2 separate regions of the Homo sapiens genome follow, and region 2 is linked to region 1. Evidence: chromatin loops called from intact Hi-C (ENCODE). Cell type or tissue: heart left ventricle. All regions are shown on one strand. Links, peaks and the distances in the headings refer to the core of each region. The heading gives the core; the rest is flanking DNA. Region 1 has its middle 70 kb from the start of GNE. Region 2 overlaps RECK (reversion inducing cysteine rich protein with kazal motifs).

Evidence for each region. A loop is a pair of places that touch in the nucleus more often than their neighbours do. Peaks named below come from ENCODE experiments on the same cell type or tissue, not always from the same donor. Only the 100,000 strongest peaks of a DNase experiment are listed, where the experiment ranks them.
Region 2: it touches region 1 in a loop (3-fold over the local background); 28 of 110 quality-filtered maps call a loop at or near these places.

Annotation. Positions count from the first base shown.
Region 1 is chr9:36,322,692-36,334,078 of GRCh38, reverse strand. No RefSeq gene overlaps it. Among named protein-coding and RNA genes, the nearest start is that of GNE, 70 kb to the right of the region's middle. In heart left ventricle, for the core only: a CTCF peak has its summit at 5,048 (motif pointing right); DNase peaks (open chromatin) are centred at 8,410 and 8,878.
Region 2 is chr9:36,098,687-36,106,686 of GRCh38, reverse strand. It overlaps RECK (reversion inducing cysteine rich protein with kazal motifs), which reads right to left. Exons shown (of 21, transcript NM_021111.3): 11 at 6,144-6,356; 12 at 4,457-4,593; 13 at 1,404-1,544. Among named protein-coding and RNA genes, the nearest start is that of GLIPR2, 34 kb to the left of the region's middle. RefSeq lists an enhancer at 3,888-4,388. In heart left ventricle, for the core only: CTCF peaks have their summits at 3,296 and 3,499 (motif pointing left); a DNase peak (open chromatin) is centred at 3,486; H3K27ac peaks cover 365 bases.

The DNA.
Region 1 (11,387 bases), core at 1,974-9,973:
TGGCCAAGTTAGATGGCACAGGTCTAGACCAGAACTATGCAGAGTTAACCTGGTTTCTAAAGAGTTGAACGTTACTCGTGAGATCCCAAGATGACTTTCTATTATTGTATGCCTTAACAAACTACAGTATGATTTTAAAACATTTTATTCTATATATAGTTGAATGTAACTTTTGTTGCTACAATACATTAGAAAATACTCATTTTTAAAGCAGTCTTAATTTCTCTGAAGCTGCCATAGATTCAAGAACAAAGCTCCTTGTTTGTCAGTAAATCTTCAGATATATTTGCTTGAATTCACAGCTATTTAAAATAATTGGGCCAGGCACAGTGGCTCCCGTCTGTAATCCCAGTACTTTGGAGGCCAAGGTGGGTGGATCACTTGAGGCCAGGAGTTCAAGACCAGCCTAGCCAACATGGTGAAACCCCATCTCTACTAAACATACAAAAAAAAAAAAAAAGGGCTGGGCATGGTGGCTCACGCCTGTAATCCCAACACTTTGGGAGGCCAAGGCAGGCGGATCATGCGGTCAAGAGATCGAGACCATCCTGGCAAACATGGTGAAACCCTGTCTCTACTAAAAATATAAAAATTTGCTGGGTGTGGTGGCGCATGTCTGTAGTCCCAGCTACTTGGGAGGCTGAGGCAGGAGAATCATTTGAACCCAGGAGGTAGAGGTTGCAGTGAGCTGAGATCGCACCACTGCACTCCAGCCTGGTGACCCAGCGAGACTCCATCTCAAAAAAAAGAAAAAGCCGGGCGAGGTAGCAGATGCCTACTGTAATCCCAGCTACTCGGGAGGCTGAGGCAGGAGAATCACTTGAACCCAGGAGGCAGAGGTTGCAGTGAGCCAAGATCATGTCACTGCACTCCAGTCTGGGCAACAGAGTGAGACTCCGTCTCAAAAAAAAAAATAATTTGATCCTCATAAAATTCAGCATTCCAAAGAATTGGGGGTAGGAAACTTGAGCCCCACTTTGAGATGGGGTGGATTCCTCTTGAGATACTCTACAGCACACATACTCTTGACCTTTTCATGTATCTCTGTCTCCTAATTTGGCAGGAAATATAGGAAAAGGAACAAGGGAAAAACATAGTGACAGCCAGGAATATTGAATGTCACCTTATAATCTGAAAATATGTGGTAGAATTAGTTTGGATGTTTTCCCACTATATAGAAGAAGTGACTTGTTCAGGAAGAAGAAATCCACATCCCCTTCAAATGTCTAGTTCTTGGTCTACACATGGGAACAATACATGGTGACTGGTTAATAACCAATGGTCCACACCTAGGAGTCTGCCAGGACCCACTAGTCTGGCTAAATAAGGTGGTTATTGTATATCTTCTGGTGAAGAGTTCTCCAGTTGGGTGTGGTGGCTCACACCTGTAATCTCAGCACTTTGAGAGGCTGAGTCTGGCTGATGGCTTGAGCTCAGGAGTTTGAGACCAGGCTGGTCAACATGGCGAAACCTCATCTCTACAAAAAATACCAAAAAAAAAAAAAAAGCCGGACGTGATGGTGCACATCTGTAGTCCAGGCTACTAGGGAGGCTGAGGCAGGAGAATTGCCTGAGCCCAGGAGGTGGAGGCTGCAGTGAGCTCTGATCATGCCACTGCACTCCAGCCTGGATGACAGAGTGAGGCCCTGTCTTTAAAAAAAAAAAAATTCTCCAAATGTGTGCTGAGGCAGATTTCTGATAGTTCAAACTTAACCCTAGTATGATAGACATTTCTGTAGTCAGTGTAAGCAGTATGGTATCCAGACATCCTAATTGGCTCTTTTTCTCCTTTTCTGCTTTTGGACATCAGTACTAAACTTAAGCTGAATCAGAGGAAAATAACAACTCATCTACCAAAATAAGGCCGGTCCCCTTGCCAATAAAAAATGTGTCACTATCCATGGTGATTCACACTCAGAATGCCCCAGCCTTGATGCCATTAAAGAGGAAAATAGGTCACATTTACTCTAATTCCAGAAGATCTACAGGAAACTGGGACCATCTCTCTGATCCAAGCTACTAAATTTTAGTTAGGGAAACAAATCAGGAAAAAGAGCTCACGTTCAGTTATTCTTGTTCAACACACACAAAGAGAGGTCCAGGTCCTTGCTAAGGAATATTCACAACCTAACTCAGCTCCGCGAGCTTTTATTGAGCACCAGCTTATGCCAGGCAGCTTTGAAATCAGGTCTTTAGTGTATTCATTTCTTAGTGCTGCCATAACAAGTTACCACAAATGTGATGGCTTAAAGCAAAGTTATTCTCTCATAGTTGAGGCCACAAGTTAAAAGTCAAGATGTTGGCAGAGTTGGTTTTCTGTGATGGCTCTGGGGGAGAATTCATTCCATGCCTTTCCTAGTTTCTGATGGCTGCTAGCAACCCTTGGCTTATCTTGGCTTGTAGACATAACTCCAATCTCTGCTTCTGTCTTCACATGGCCACCTCCCACGTGTGTATCTTCTTCAGCTGGGTGGAAGTTCCCATGCCTCTACATAGATGTCAGCAATAAGATCGGCTGTAGGGATACTTGAAAGAAAAGCCCAATTCAGGCCGGGTACGGTGGCTCATCCCTGAAATCCCAGCATTTTGGGAGGCCGAGGCAAGCAGATCACCTGAGGTTGGGAGTTTGAGACCAGCCTGACCAACATGGAGAAATCCCATCTCTACTAAAAATACAAAATTAGTCAGGCATCGTGGCACATGCCTGTAATCCCAGCTACTCGGGAGGCTGAGGTAGGAGAATCACTTGAGCCCGGGAGGTGGAGGTTGTGATGACCAAGATTGTGCCATTGCACTCCAGCCTGGGCAACAAGAGCGAAAACCCCTCTCAAAAAATAGCCAGATTTGTTTCAACTCAATAAATCATTTGGATCTGTTCCAACAAATGAACTTGAGACTTCAGAATGTCTCATCATAAAGGATGGCCAAAATAATTTGGCCTAGAAAATGTTAACAAAGCTCACTCATTCCTGCAGTCAAAGATAAACCTCAGTCATGCTCTCACAGATTGATTTAGAGTAGCACTGCTTCCTGGTAGGTCCATGAAGATAAATTCACTATGAAATGTATCATCAGATAGATGAGCTTAAAGGGAATAGGAAGCCTACAACCTGTGTCCCACATGGAGAATCAAAATCTAGTGAACCTTGAAGACATGCTAAGTGAAAGCAGCCAGACACAAAAGGCCACTTATTGTATGATTCTGTTTATTTTTATTTTATTATTTTTTGAGACAGAGTCTCGCTCTGTCGCCCAGGCTGGAGTGCAGTGGCGCGATCTCTGCTCACTGCAAGCTCCGCCTCCCGGGTTCACGCCACTCTCCTGCCTCAGCCTCCCTAGTAGCTGGGATTACAGGCGTCGCCACCACACCCAGCTAATTTTTTGTATTTTTAGTAGAGACAGGGTTTCACCGTGTTAGCCAGGATGGTCTCGATCTCCTGACCTTGTGATCTGCTAGCCTCGGCCTCCCAAAGTGCTGGGATTACAGGCGTGAGCCACCGTGCCTGGCCTGTATGATTCTGTTTATATGAAATGTTAAGAATTGGCAACTCTACAGAGAAAGTATTAATAGATCAGTGGTAGACTAGAGCTGAGGGGATGGTGGAGTTGAGGGTGATAATGAAAGGCTATAAAGTTTATTTGGGGGGTAATGAAAATGTTCTAAAATTGATTATGGTGATGGATGACAACTCCAAGTATACTGGAAGCCACTGAATTGTACACAGTAAGTGGATCAATTGTATGGTGCAATTATCTATAATTGAACTGTGTCTTAATAAAGCTGCTTTTAAAAAGTACGATGACATATACCCACCAGAAAATATCTATAATTAGAAAGATTAACAATACCATATGTTGGTGAGGATGTGAAGCAAACTGAAATTCTCATCTGCTGTTGATGGTAATATAAATTGGAACAACCAATTTAGACAACTGGTTGGCATTGTCTACTAAAGTTCATGCGCTATAACCCAGTCATTCTTCTTCTAGGTATATTCCTAATAAAATGCATGCATATGGGCACCAAAAGGCATGTACAATAATGTTCATAGCAGGCTATAAAAGCCCAACCCTGGAAACAATCCAAATGTTTATCGACCATAGGACTGATGATAAATTATGGTTGAGCTTTACAATGGTTTTTATACAGCAAAGAGAAAACCAACTACACCAAGCAACATGGGTAAATGTTGCTAATGTATTGAATAAGATCCAAAAGAACACACTCTTGTGTCTTATTCAATATACTTGTGAGAATATTCTTACAAATTGTTCCAGTCATAGAAATATCAACAAGCAGAATTGATCTGTGATGTGAGAAGACGTGACCGTGATTACCCTAGCCAGGCAGTCGTGACCTACAGGAGTTCAGGGCATGAGGAGGCATCTGGGCTGTCAGTCATTTTTTATTTGTTGATCTACGTGCTTGGTTACACAAATGGTTCAATTTGAGAAATTCATTGTTCAATCTTCTGTATCATTTTATAAACTTTTTTTTTTGAGTTTTGCTCTTGTTGCCCAGGCTGAAGTGCAGTGGCGCGATCTCGACTCACTGCAGTGTCCGCCTTCCAGGTTCAAGTGATTCTCCTGCCTCAGCCTCCCAAGTAGCTGGAACTACAGGCATGCGCCACCATGCCCGGCTAATTTTTTTTTGTATTTTTAGTAGAGACAGGGTTTCTCCATGTTGGTTGGTCAGGCTGGTTTCGAATTCCTCAGGTGATCTGCCCGCCTCGGACTCCCAAAGTGCTGAGATTACAGGCATGAGCCACCGCACCCGGCTATAAATTTCATTAAAAAAATAAGTGGTAGACCCCACTCTGTGACACTTTATAGAAGTACAGCTGTACAATGCAAGGGCAGATGAATTTTTATCATCTTAAATGACAGCTTTATCAATATCCCTAATGCTGTACTACATAAAACCTAAACAAGTCCTCCATATCACTTTCCTCATCCCAAAACATGTTTTTAACTTGCTTTTTAAGTAAAAAAGTATCAGAGCAGCAATATTTCTATTAGAATATTGCCACTATGCTAGTAAAGTATTTATGCATGACATTTACACCAGGAGGCGCTGTTGTTCAAAACCAAGTTCCAAATACAGTACAAGCTTCTTAATGCACAGGTCAGGACTGACACGGTTATAAACAGTTAATGTGCTTTCATATTGCTTTTATTCGTGGAAAGCATACATTAGAAATCTGCCTGCCAGAATAGTCCAGGATCGCTACAGCTTACAACCTCATTCCTTCTTGAGCAATGTTGTGTTTATTCCCTGCAGAGTGGGGCTTCTAAAAGTTTATGTGGTTTTTGAATATTTAATAACGGATTTTTTTTTTCTGGTTGTATTCTTTTTTTTTCTTTTGAGACAGAGTCTCATTCTGTCGCCCAGGCTGGAGTGCAGTGGTATGATCTCAGCTCACTGCAAACTCCACCTCCCGGGTTCAAGTGATTCTCCTGCCTCAGCCTCCCGAGTAGCTGGGATTACAGGCACCCACTATGACACCCGGCTAATTTTTGTATTTTTAGTAGAGACAGGGTTTCACCATGTTGGACAGGCTGGTCTCGAACTCCTGACCTCAAGTGATCCGCCCGCCTCAGCCTCCCAAAGTGCTGGGATTACAGGCGTGAGGCACCGTGCCTAGCTTTGGTTGCATTCCAAAATGCAAATTTGTTTAGCTTTAAAATCAAGCCTCCTCTGTGCTGAACAAGACTGATTGCTGCATATGAATTCCACTCCCATGCTCCTTCCACAGTGCCATAGGTACGGTTGAGACTGGAGCTACCATGTCGGCCGAGGCCTGCCTCTCCCAACCACAGGTTTGCCAGTGGCTTCCTAAATGTCAGGTCTAATAAACACGTTCCAGTCTTTGTGCTGCTGGACTGCTCTGTGGTGTGAGACTCTCTGCATATCGAGGTGTGGAGGCCTGGCAGGGACAGGCCAGAGGAAGGCTGCTGCGGCTCCCATGACTCGCCCTTTGGCTGTCATGTGATACTCCTCTCACTAAATCCTCAGTGTTGCTCTCTGAGTTCTTTCTCCTGAGTTTCTTTTTCTCTGGCCCACCCGTTCCCATCAGGGCTCACCAGGATATGACCCTCACCATTTTCCCATTCTGCGCACTCTTCCTGGAGCTAGTGCATCCTCTCCTACTTGCATCAGCAACCTTTTTACAGTTCCCCTAACACAGAGATTCCTATCTCCAGTCCCACTTCTCCTTGTGTTTCCTGCTAAACATCTCCTCCTGAAGTTATCCTCCTGAATATCCTGTAGGCCAAGTTGTCCAACCCATGGCCCGCGGGCCCACATGCAGCCCGGGACAGCTTTGAATGTGGCCCAACACAAATTCCTTATCTTTCTTAAAACATGAGATTTTTTGGCAATTTTTTTTCAGCTCATCAGCTATCATTAGTGATAGAGTTTTATGTGCGGCCCAGAAAAGCCAAAAGATTGGACACCCCAGCTGTAGGCACTCAAACTCAACATATCCAAATATGGACTCTTCAAACTTCCCCGCAAACACATTTCTTCTCCTGTACTGCCTGGCTCCATTGCTGGCCTACCATTCACCGGATACCCTAGCCAGAAACAGGAGGGTCATCCTTGACTCTTTCATCTTCTGCCTCCCCAACGCCTAGTGAACGGTCCTTTCCTCTCCCTTTCCTCCACAGCCCTAGTTCAGGCCCCATCATCTCCTGCCTTTCCACGATCTCGCTTCCTGCTTTGTACCCCTCACTTTCATATTCAGACCTCTGCACAGCCTCCAGAGGGAATCACTCAAATACAACCTGATCGTGGCCCCTTTACCCCCGACTCCCACCCATAGCTCCAAACCCTTAAATGGCTCTCCCCTGCCACAGGACAAAGTCCAATCTTATTAGATGCTCCCCTTCGCAACAAGAGCCTTCTTAACCTGCTCCTGATGATGGCTCCAGCCTTGGCTGCCAGGACTCCCTTGCCCGGCATACTACACTCTGGCAGCGTCAGCCTGTTCCCAGTTCCCCGAGACACACTGGGCCCCACATTCCCCTCTGCCTGGAAGTCCTCTTCCTCCCTCCTCTGTCTTCTCCCCTGACTCAATTCTGGTATCCCCTCCTCCAGGAAACCTTTCCTGAATCTTATAAGCCAGGGAGCAAGACGCTCTACACCCTCCTCCTGTTGTGAGCTTGCCAAGTTCTCATTTTTTCCCTTCCCTGGGTGGAAAGGTGTGCTTTCCACTAACCTGCAAGCATCTTGTGCTGGCACTGACTCATGCCTTTACCTCTAGAGCCCAGCACAGGGCCTGGCACATAGCAGGGGTTGAATAAATGCGTGTGTGTGTGTGTGTGTGTGTGTGTGTGTGTGTGTGTGTGTATGTGACAGAGTCTCGCTGTGTCACCCAGGCTGAAGTTCAGTGGCGCAATCTCGGCTCACTGTAACCTCTGCCTCCCAGGCTCAAGCGATTCTCCTGCCTCAGCCTCCCAAGTAGCTGGAATTACAGGTGCACACCACCACCGCCTGGCTAATTTTTGTATTTTTAGTAGAGATGGGTTTCACCATGTTGGCCAGGCTGGTCTCAAACTCCTGACCTCAAGCGATCTGCCTGCCTCGGCCTCCCAAAGTGCTGGGATTACAGGCTTGAGCCACTGCAGGCCAAATAAATGTTTCTTGAATGAAGGAGTGGAGAATAACACTTGGGCTCGAACTGGTTAGGGGGCTGGTGGGAACAGTCCCGTAAGGAGTGAATATTAGAGGAGCAGGTTTTGAGAAGAGTAAGGAAGGAGAGCAGAGTACCCATGAGTGAGGAGGACTGGACTTCACGTGCTGGGAGGTGCCCAGGGCACACGCAAGGGCAGATGTCCAACAGACAAGCTGGATGACCAGACTTAGAGCTCTAGAGAGAAGCCTGGGCAACTGGGTGTTAGCGTGTAATTGTGGCAGCTAAGACAAGGCTGACTTCAGGAGGCCTCAGAAGGAAGCCTCCTTTTTTAAGAGAGGACTACCCCTTTTACTACTAGAGGAAGATTCCTCCCTTCCAGATTAGATCCAGGGTGAAGGCCTTCTTGGGAAAGGCCTCAGGGGCTGTCGAGGGCCTCCAGACAGGTGAGGAGCCACCTGTGCCATCCCAGGGCTGCCTGGGGGCCTTGGGCCAACAACACCTTCTTCAGGACCCTGGGCCTGCTGAGCTGGGCAGGGCTCCTCTCAGCTCTGAGTGATGCACTGCGGAGGCCTGGCAGAGACAGGCCAGAGGAAGGCTGCCGCGGCTCCCATGACTTGCCCAATTCTGGGTGAACCACCTTCCTGGTCTTGTGTATCTAATGAATTAGGTTCAAGTCAGTCATTATTAATCCAGACAGAGTTGACAGCCACCCCGACATACCGCACGCACACAGAAACTGCAACCAGCAACAAGCCCTGGCCCGTGCACAGAACTCAGATGACATCAGCTCCTCGACCGTCCAGGGTCCATGGGGCCCATTGTCCAGAGAGGGCATCGCCTGTCCCACAGGGACTGGCTCATCGAGACTCTTCCTAGGAATCTACCACCCAAACCTGACTTGGAACCAAAGGCCATGCTGGAGGGAAATGCCCCAGAGTCTCATCTCACAAAGATGTGGACGGAAGCTCAGGCCCAGGCAGCCCCAGAGTCTCATCTCACAAAGATGTGGACGGAAACCCAGGCCCAGGCAGCTATTTCTTGAAGCTCCTCAGTGCACTCGGTGAATTGCACAATAAGTAGCCGTAGGGGCTGCTTGGACAAAATGGCTGTGATGAGAGAAAAAGCAGGAAGCTGGCAGAAGTTGTAGGCACAAAGCTGCTGTCACAGCAATCCACCCGTAGGAAGTCCCTGGCCGACCTCACAGGGGCTCGCTCCCTGCTGCTGATCTGCAACGCTAGTTCCGCTTCCGGGCTATCGGCGCAGCTCATAATGACTCTATCCGCTGAGGCCCTCGGGAGTGGGGCCAGGTCAGCGTCCATTTTGTATGACATGACGTGCCCCCTGTGCCCATGGGTGTGCCTTCTCTAGGATTTTGGAACTGAGGGAGGAAGAAAAGAACAGTGATGGCCAGGCGTGGTGGCTCAGGCCTGTAATCGCAGCACTTTGGGAGGCTGAGGCCAGGAGATCGAGATCAGCCTGGCCAACATGGCGAAACCCCGTCTCTACTAAAAATAACAAAAATTAGCTGGGCGTGGTGGCAGGCACCTGTAGTCCCAGCTACTCGGGAGGCTGAGGCAGGAGAATCGCTTGAACCTGGGTGGCAGAGGTTGCAGTGAGCTGAGATCGCACCACTGCACTCCAGCCTGGGTGACAGAGCGAGACTCTATCTCAAAAAAAAAAAAAACCAGGAAAAAAACAAAACAAAAAAAACCAGTAACCGTAGTGGCCACCTTTTCCTGCCGCAAGGCCTAGAGGAGCAGAGAGAGCCTGACTGCAGGAAAAGAGAAGAACAGAGCAGAGACGGAGAGGAGCAGAGAGGGAAGCAGAGCACCCCGATGGAGCATGACCAATGGTCCCTGGTCGTGTCCTACCTGGACCTCAGCTCTCAAGCTCCATGAGACACCCGTGGATCCTTAGGACGAATTCCCCAAGTTTTGGTTTTTATTTTTGAGACAGGGTCTTGCTCCTAGGCTCAAGTCATTGTCCCACTTCAGCCTCCCAAGTAGCTGGAACCACAGGTTTGTGCCACCACTCCCGGCTAATTTTTTAAATTTTTTGTAGAGACAAGAGGTCTCATTATGTTGCTCAGGTTGGCCTCAAACTCCTGAGCTCTAGCAATCTGCCCGCCTCATCCTCCCAAAGTGCTAGGATTACAGGGGTGAGCCACCGCGCCCAGCCAGTTCCCCATGTTTTGACTTGGTAACATAACTCCAATTCGTTGAGAATCCTTATTAACACCAGAGACGTGCCACTAATTAGCAGCGTGTCCATGGGTCATTTGTGTAACCTCTTCAGGCATCATTTCCTCATCTAGCATGTGGGGATACGAAGATACTTCGCAGGATCAAAGGGACGCAAATAACTGAGTGAGAATGAAAGTGCCAACTACGGTATACCCACATGGCAGGCTCATTAACCAACAGCTTTCCTGTGTGAAGACACCTCCAAAGGTCTGGAGAGAAGGTCCTGGAATCATTCACGTATTAATGATACGTGGTTGAAACTCAGCACTGAATGAAAAATCGATTATTTTGCCCTCTAGAGCATTCAGTTTCTTCTAAATCAAAAGAAGCAATATTGTCTTCCGGACTAAGTTCTTGGGTTTACAAATCTAGACATTTTGTCTAATGAACATTTTTCATTGCCTACCAGTAACCATCCCCATTCCTCAAGGCAAATTATCCAATAAAGATAGAGAGCACAAGTCTTTTTTTTTTTTTTTTTTTTTTTTGAGACCAAGTTTCATTCTTGTCACCCAGGCTGGAGTGCACTGGCATGATCTCAGCTCACTGCAACCTCTGCCTCCCTGGTTCAAGCAATTCTCCTGCCTCAGCCTCCTGAGTAGCTGGGATTACAAGTGTGCACCATCATGCCCGGCTAATTTTTGTATTTTTAGTAGAGACAGGGTTTCACCACATTGGCCAGGCTGGTCTTGAACTCCTGACCTCAAGTCATCCACCTGCCTCGGCCTCCCAAAGTGCTGGGATTACAGGTGTGAGCCACCATACCCAGCCAGAGAAACCTTTTTTTTTTTTTTTTTGAGACAGGGTCTTCGCTCTGTCACCCAGGCTGGAGTGCAGTGGTGCAATCTCAACTCACTGCAACCTCCGCCTCCTGGGTTCAAGTGATTCTCCTGCCTCAGCCTCCTGAGTAGCTGGGATCACAGGCACCTGCCAGCATGCCCAGCTAATTTTTGTATGTTTAGTAGAGACGGGGTTTCACCATGTGGGCCAGGCTGGTCTTGAACTCCTGACCTCAGGTGATCCACCTGCCTTGGCCTCCCAAAGTGCTGGGATTACAGGCGTGAGCCACCGCGCCCAGTGGAGTCTTTTTTTTTTTTTTTTTTTTTAAGATGAGGCTCTATGTTATCCAGGCTGGTCTCAAACTCCTGGGCTAAGGGATCTTCCCACCTCATCCTCCTAGGTAGCTAGGATTACAGGCACACGCCATGGCACTCAGCTTTGAAGCCTTTTATAACCTATAGTAACCTTATAACCTAATTGTGGAAGTGACTTGCCATCCCTTTGCTATATTCTTTGGTCGCACAGGCCAATCCTGGTGCACTGTGGGAAGGGACTGCCTAAGGGTGTGGATATCAAGAGGCTGGGATCCCTGGGGCCATCTTGGATGCTGCCTACTACAGAGAATACGTTTCAAGATTTCCTATCAAAATATCCCTGAGGGCAGAGGGGAATGACTGTGAATGGACTCTGCAGGGCCTGCAGGTTTGGCACCAACAGCAAATAGCTC
Region 2 (8,000 bases), core at 1-8,000, 230 kb after region 1:
AAATTTAAAACAGTCCGACATTTCCAATTTTGACAAGATTATGACTCTATAGCCGATATATTACAGTATTACACATATATTATAGATGATCCTTTGAGACATCATGCTTATTTCATCTTTTGCTTTATTTTACTTTAAAAATATTTTAAGGCCGGGCGCAGTGGCTCACACCTGTAATCCCAGCACTCTGAGAGGCTGAGGTAGGTAGATCACCTGAGGTCAGGAGTTCAAAACCAGCCTGGACAACATGGTGAAACCCTGCTGTCTCTACTAAAAATGCAAAAATTAGCTGGGCATGGTGGTGGGTGCCTGTAATCCCAGCTATTTGGGAGGCTGAGGCAGGAGAATTGCTTGAGCCCAGGAGGTAGAGGTTGCAGTGAGCCAAGATAGTGCCATTACACTCTAGCCTGGGTAACAAGAGTGAAACCCCGTCTCAAAAAAAAAAACGTTTTTTTTTAATCTTTTTTTTTTTTTTTTGAGACGGAGTCTGGCTCTGTCCGGCAGGCTGGAGTGCAGTGGCGCGATCTTGGCTCACTGCAAGCTCCGCCTCCCGGGTTCACGCCATTCTCCTGCCTCAGCCTCCCGAGTAGCTGGGACTACAGGCGCCCACCGTGCCCGGCTAATATTTTGTATTTTCAGTAGAGACAAGGTTTCACCATGTTAGCCAGGATGGTTTCGATCTCCTGACCTCGTGATCCGCCCGCCTTGGCCTCCCAAAGTGCTGCGATTACAGGCGTGAGCCACTGCGCCTGGCCTTTTTTAAAATCTTGATTCTAACATGATAAAGAAACATTCTCAATTGGGAAATAGATAAAAAGAAGCAAAATGTTGCAACAACTATATTCTAAAGGGATTGACAGAAAGATAAAGACTATCATAATTCTATGGGATAAAAATCCTTCACCCTTAAAGTTATATATATTTCAACATAACATTAATCTTTATGGAGATAGCTATACATTCTATTGAATATGCTATTTCTCTATATACTAAAGGAAAGGAAAGAAAAAACATGAACAATGTAGAGTATTTTTTTTCAAACATTACAACATAGAAGAGAAAGTACAAAAAGCTGGTCTGAGCTTCTTTTCTTTCATAGTCTAGAACCCTGCAACTCACGAGAGTCAAGTTTTAGACTGTTATTATTAGTTTACAATTTAAATAACAATGGAGGATTACAAGTGTCTGTCTTTTCCTGCTTACATCAATAATACATGTTTAATGAGAAAATCTCAAAACATTATAGAAAAACATAATATAGAACATGAAGTCCCTCATAATCTCACTCCGAAGATAACCCCTATATTACAGAAGGAGCAGGATTGAAAAAAAGAAAGATAGCTCCTATAAAGAAACACTAGCAGCACCTATCCATCCTCTTCTCACACCCACCTACCTCTTACCTTGAACACAAAAGTATGGAAGACAGGGATCTCCAGATGGACATCCTTTTCGGTTTACTTCACAGAGCTCATTGGCAGGGCAAGGATTTGGGTTACAGGGATGAGTCACTTCTTCTACAATGTTACCTAAAGTACTTGGCCCTGAAAAAACCAAAACAGATTAGTTTAACCAACCTAAAAGAGTAAGAGAAAACTGTAAATTATCTGAATTAATTATGGCTGGAATAAATGAAGAGCTCATGAGTGTAAAGTAAGGCCTGATTCTACCAAGCTATTAAAACACCGAGATTCTTTCATTTGTGAAATGATGAATTTCACATAAACATACATTCATTCTTTTTTTAAATTTATTGGGATCTACAATATTCCAGGCAAGGTTCTAGGTGCTGGAGATACAGTGATGAACAAAATAGACAAGTCTCTAACATAGAGTTTACATCTAGTAGAGAAACAGACAATAAATACACTATGTATGAGCTGGGCACAGTGGCTTACGCCTGTAATCCCAGCACTTTGGGAGGCTGAGGCGGGCGGATCACCGGAGGCCAGGAGTTTGAGACCAGCCTGGCCAACATGGTGAAACCCTGTTTCTACTAAAATATAAAAATTAGCTGGGCATGGTGGCAGGTGCCTGTAATCCTAGCTACTCAGGAGGCTGAGGCAGGAGAATTGCTTGAACCCGGGAGGCAGATGTTGCAGTGGGCCGAGATCACATCACTGCACTCCAGCTTGGGAGACAGAGTGCAACTCTTTCTCAAAAAAAAAAGCCCCCCCTCAAATTTAGCTGGGCGTGGTGGCATGTGCCAGCTACTCGGGAGGCTGAGGCAGGAGAATGGCCTGAACCTGGGAAGCAGAGGCTGCAATGAGCCGAGATTGCACTACTGCACTCCAGCCTGGGCAACAGAGTAAGATTCCATCTCAAAAAAAAAAAAAAAAAAAAAAAAAAAAAAAAAAAAATATATATATATATATATATATATATATATATATACACACACACACACACATGCTATGTATGTATATGTGTATCTATAAATAAATAATTAAGTCAGAAAATTGTAAGTAATAAGTAGTGTCAGGGGATAAAAAATGACAGGTATATTTTGGATAGGGTGGTCAAATAAGATGTCTAAGAAGGATAATTTAGCGTGTTTTATCATAAATGAGAATTTATTATGGTAATATGTATGGACTCCAAACCATGATTATATTTAACTTCGGAAATCATGGCCAAGGAAGAGTCTCACTTGATAGAAACCATGTGTGATATTTAAAGAGATATTTAATTTTCCTCCCATTGATATAGTTTCCTTCTACACAAATATTTGCCTGCTGTAATAGAATCTAGAATTATAAATACAATAAGTGTTGCTTACTTGATTTTAGGCCAGACTCATACTCTAAGACTAACAGAGGTATAAGGGCCCTTGGAGTTCATCTCATTTTGCCTAATTATTTCATAAATAGGGAAGCCGAGGCTCAAAGAAGTGATCTGCTCAAAGACACAAAGGTCTAAATTCCAGTCTAATGCTCTCTTTTTTGCTATATTGGTCACAAAGGTTAAGGGACACAGTTTGTTGGCCTTGAGAAAATATGGCGAATACTACCAGCTACAAATCTACCAGCTACAAATCTACCAGCTACAAATCCAGCACATACTTTTCTCTCCCTGATTACTAAAAGATCTCCAATTTTACTTAGGGCCGCAATGGGCCCAGAGCTTAAAAAATAACCTTTCTCAGTTTTCCTTACAACTAGGGATGGACAGTGTGACTAGGGAGAAGTTGTTTGCTCTGTCCCTTCCTTTTTACCTTCTGGAACTAGATTATGGTGGTTAGAACTCCAATAGCCATGTTGTGATGACAAAGTACATTAAGTAATCTTGATGACTGAAGCTAAATGCTAAGGATGGTGGGGAAAGATAAAAGGAGCCTGGATTCCTGATGATGAAGCCCTAGACTATTTGTTTCTGGGCTTTCTTTACTTCTATTTGTTCTGTTTTTTGTTAATCCTACCTAACACAGGAAAACAAAGGCTGACTTCACTGTCTACCTTTGTAGCCAGATCATGGCACAGATGCCCCCTGGTGGCAGCCTGAACACTTCCCTTAACTACTGGGTGTGTAGGAGTTCTACTTGTCATCCCCTGGTTTCCACCATGTATGGGTCTCACTGCCAAGAAGCTGAGCTCCAGCTCCAGGATCCCTCAATGAGATAGCAACACGCTCTTCTAGCTTTTGGCGGGAGTATTTGGCAGAGAAAAACTGAAGCAGTGAGATAAGTTCCATTTTTACATATTAAGCTAGACTATAATTTTTTTTTTTTTTTTTAGACAGAGTCTTGCTCTGTTGCCCAGCCTGGAGTACATTGGTGTAATCTTGGCTCACTGCAAGCTCTGCCTCCCAGGTTCACGCCATTCTCCTGCCTCGGCCTCCGGAGTAGCTGGGACTACAGGCGCCCGCCACCACGCCTGGCTGATTTTTTTGTATTTTTAGTAGAGACGGGGTCTCACCATGTCAGCCAGGATGGTCTCGATCCCCTGACCTCGTGATCCGCCTGCCTCAGCTTCTCAGAGTGCTGGGATTACAGGCTTGAGTCACCACGCCTGGCCTAGACTATCATTTTTTTATACCCTGTTGGGTGAGTAAGTCCAAGCCAATTCCTGGCTCTCATCCACTGACACTCTGATGACAAAAGGCTGATAGTCTCTGGGGGTAAATTCCACTTTCTAGTCATTATTATGGTAAGAAGACAGCAATGATATGGAGCTGGTTATCTGAGAATGCTGGCCCCCTGAGTCACTGCTTAGAATTCCTGACTGACCACAGTTGGTACCTCCTCAGACTGATAGAATCACTTCTGCTTACATATTTTAAAACAACAATTCTTTCCTGGGCCAAAAAGGCCAAGCAAACAAGAGTCTGTGATTGAGATGGTATCATTGAATCCCATGTTCTCAACAGATAAATGCTCATCCAAAACAAATAGTAAAACAAATAGTTGGAAGAGAGAAGTATTTGAAATCTAAAAACACACATACAAAAAAGTACTTACTGAGGTATGTATCCAAAGGTATACAATTCTTCAGATCATCTGTAGGTGACAGAAGCTCACAAATACTTTCAGCTGTGTGGTCTTCAGGGAATTTGTTCTGGTCTCCACATTTTTTAAGAATCTCCACACAATCTGATCTTGAAAAAAAAATGCACGTAAGTTTAGAGCTTGAGGAACCTCCTCATGTTGTCCAGTCAACATCACTTGTTTCTGAAGCTTTCCAGAAAGTAAGCTTTCATAACTTAACATGTTTCAAAAGAGAACAAGAGTCACAGGAGAGCTCAGGTTGAATAATAAATTGAAAGCACCCCTAACTTTCTGTTGTCTGAGACCAAAGCCCTTACTCAAATTGTACACTTCTTCGTACTGTTACTACCAGCAATGTGGCTTTTCAGTATCTTTGAAAGGAAATTAAATGAAGCTAGTCTGATTTACTCTCTGCAAAAATCATATATCCTCACTTCTAGGACCTTATGCTGGCTTGTTTGCTTGCTTGCCTCTTTTGCCTTCCCTTCCTTATCTAAGTCTCTTTTTAGTTATCAACATTAGCATCTGGCCTATAACAACTAGAAAGTCCACTACTTTAAAATGTTCTTGGTCTTCAATAGGGATTTGACTCCTACAAGTTTTCTGTGCTAAGAGTCTACATATTCCCCTCTTGTTGCCTCTTGCTTGTCACCTAATTGTTATACCTCAGTATTTCCCCATCAGGTTATCCCGAAGCCATGTCAGAGAATAGACTGGACTCTGTTTAAGGTTGAAATTATTAAGGTATCCAGCAGCACTGAGCCACATACCAACAGCTTAGGGGCTGGATATTAACTTGGTTTTGGAAAACTTTTGGAAAAAAAGATATGTGAAGAACAATGGGCAGATTACTATGTGTTAAATGCTTTTGGTTTCACCCACTATAGCAGCTCCTATCTTTACTTGATCCTTGATTTCCTAAGCAAAATAAGCTCCTTAAGAAGAGCAAAGTCGGCTGGGCGCAGTGGCTCAGGCCTGTAATCCCAGCACTTAGGGAGGCCGAGGCGGGTGGATCACCAGGTCAAGAGATTGAGGCCATCCTGGCCAACATGGTAAAACCCCATCTCTACTAAGAATACAAACATTAGCTGGGCGTGTAGTCCCAGCTACTCGGGAGGCTGAGGCAGGAGAATTGCTTGAACCTGGGAGGTGGAGGTTGCAGTGAGCTGAGGTCATGCCACTGCACTCCAGCCTGGCGACAGAGTGAGACTCCATCTCAAAAAAAAAACACAAAACAAAACAAAAAAAGAAGAAGAAGAGCAAAGTCTAACAGAATATAAGACAAGTCCATAAATTAACATATAAAAATAGAATTGTGCATCAGAGGTATTTAATAAATGTTTCATGAACTAAGTTCCATAAGAGAAGTACAAATAAAGGTCTATAGGAATCTGTAGTAAGGATAAATTACTTTCAGCTGGAGAAATCTGGGAAGACTACAGGAATGTCTGGTATTTCAGAGGAGACAAGGACAGCCAGTAGGTGGTGATGAGGGGAGCAGTATTTCAACTAGAGGAGGAAAAAGTGGGAAAGCATTTGACATACGGGGGTGATAGGCAAAGGAAGTGGTAAGAGAGAAAATTCTATGGAGAGGCTCTGGCTAGAGATCACGGAGGGTCTGAACTAAAGCTGGAGAATCGTTAGGATGAAAGAAACTTACTTGCAAATAATACTTCCCCGAGATTTACTATGACAAGGTTTAATCTGCAGTGAACAAGCTATTGCTTTCCACATCTCTGGCTGGCACTTTTTAATATCAAGAACAGGTATATTGATAAATGGCATCTTTATGCTTCCTTTCTCCCACAACTTCATGTCATTCATGGCTCCTTGATCTGACTGTGCATTACAACTCCTGAAAAGTTCTGTTGGCCTAAAGAGAAAAAAGGCCAGAAAGAATCAAGAGGCAATTATTTTCTAGAGAGAAGCAACAAGTAAAATCCTGACATACTAATGCATCAGAAAAATCTGGTTTTCTTAAGAAAGCACATACAACCCATGAAAGGATATCAGCTTCGATTGTATGAAGATTCAGTGTAGACACTAGCATTAAACTCTGATTGCATGTTTTCTTTTTAACAGATTCTTGTGGGGCAGTTTAAAACTTCACAATTCTCCAAACAGGACTATTATCCCCAGACTATCCCATTTCATTTCATAAAATAAATATTATGAGGCCAACTTTTTAAAATGGCAACATAATTTACAAAAGCAAAATGCACCAATTTTATGGGTACAGCTTGGTGTGCTTTGACAAATATGTACATCCATAAGCACATCTAAATCAATTAAGGAACCCATCCAACATTTCAGCCAGTTCCCTTGTGCCACTGTTGAGTTAATGCCTCCCTACTGACTGCAACTCAGAGGCCATAACTATTTATACTTATATCACCATAGATTAATTTCGCCTGTTCTAGGCTGGGTGCAGTGGCTCACACCTGCAATCCTAGCACTTTGGGAGGCCAAGGCAGGAAGATAGCTTGAGCTCAGGAGTTTGAGACCAGTCTGGGCAACATAGCAAGATTTCATCTCTACTAAAAAAAAACAAAAACAAACAAACAAAAAAATTGTGGCACGCCTCTAGTTCCAGCTACTCAGGAGGTGTGGCAGGAGGATTGCTTAAGCCCAGGAGTTCGAGGCCAGCCTGGGCAATAAAGGAATACCCCATGTTGAAAAAAATTTAAGCAAAATTTAAAGTAGTTATCAAGTTATTTAAAATTATAATAAACCCACTACATGTTAATATAAGTATTTTTATGAAAAATAACTATTTTCCAAAGTAAACATTAGCGAGAAGGATAGGACTGTTTTACAGTTTTGCAAATCTCTGTAATGTCTGGCTTAATAGAACTCAGGTGGATTTTCATATCTGCTTCTGCATTCAATCTGTTGTTGTATCACATGTTTTATAGCCACTGGAAAGCTCCACTGTTGTTGTTGTTGTTGTTGTTGTTGTTGTTGTTGTTGTTGTTGTTGAGACAGGTTCTCACTCTGTCACCCAGGCTGGAGTGCAGTGGCATGATCACAGCTCACTGCAGCCTCGACCTTGTGGGCTCAGGTGATCCTCCCACCTCAGCCTCCCAAGTAGCTGGGACTACAGGCACCCACCACCACACCTGGTTAATTTTTGTATTTTCTTTAGAGACAAGGTTTTGCCATGTTGCCCAGGCTGGTCTCAAACTCCTGGGCCCAAGCGATCTGCTCACCTTGGCCTCTCAAAGTGTTGGGATTATAGGTGTGAGCCATCATGCCTGGGCTAGAACATTTTCATCACCCTATAAAGTACCCTTGTGCCCCCTCTAGTCAATCCCTGATTCCAGCAGAGGAAAGGATATTCTGATCTTTATCACCATAGATTACATTTGCCTATTCTTGGATCTCATGTGTCAAGAATGTATTTTGTGTTGGGCTTTTTTTCTCAATGTAAGATTCATCCATTGCTATCCCATTGTTTGGATGCACCACAATGTTATATTCTTTCATTCTCCTGATAGATGTTTTGGTTCCTCTCCCC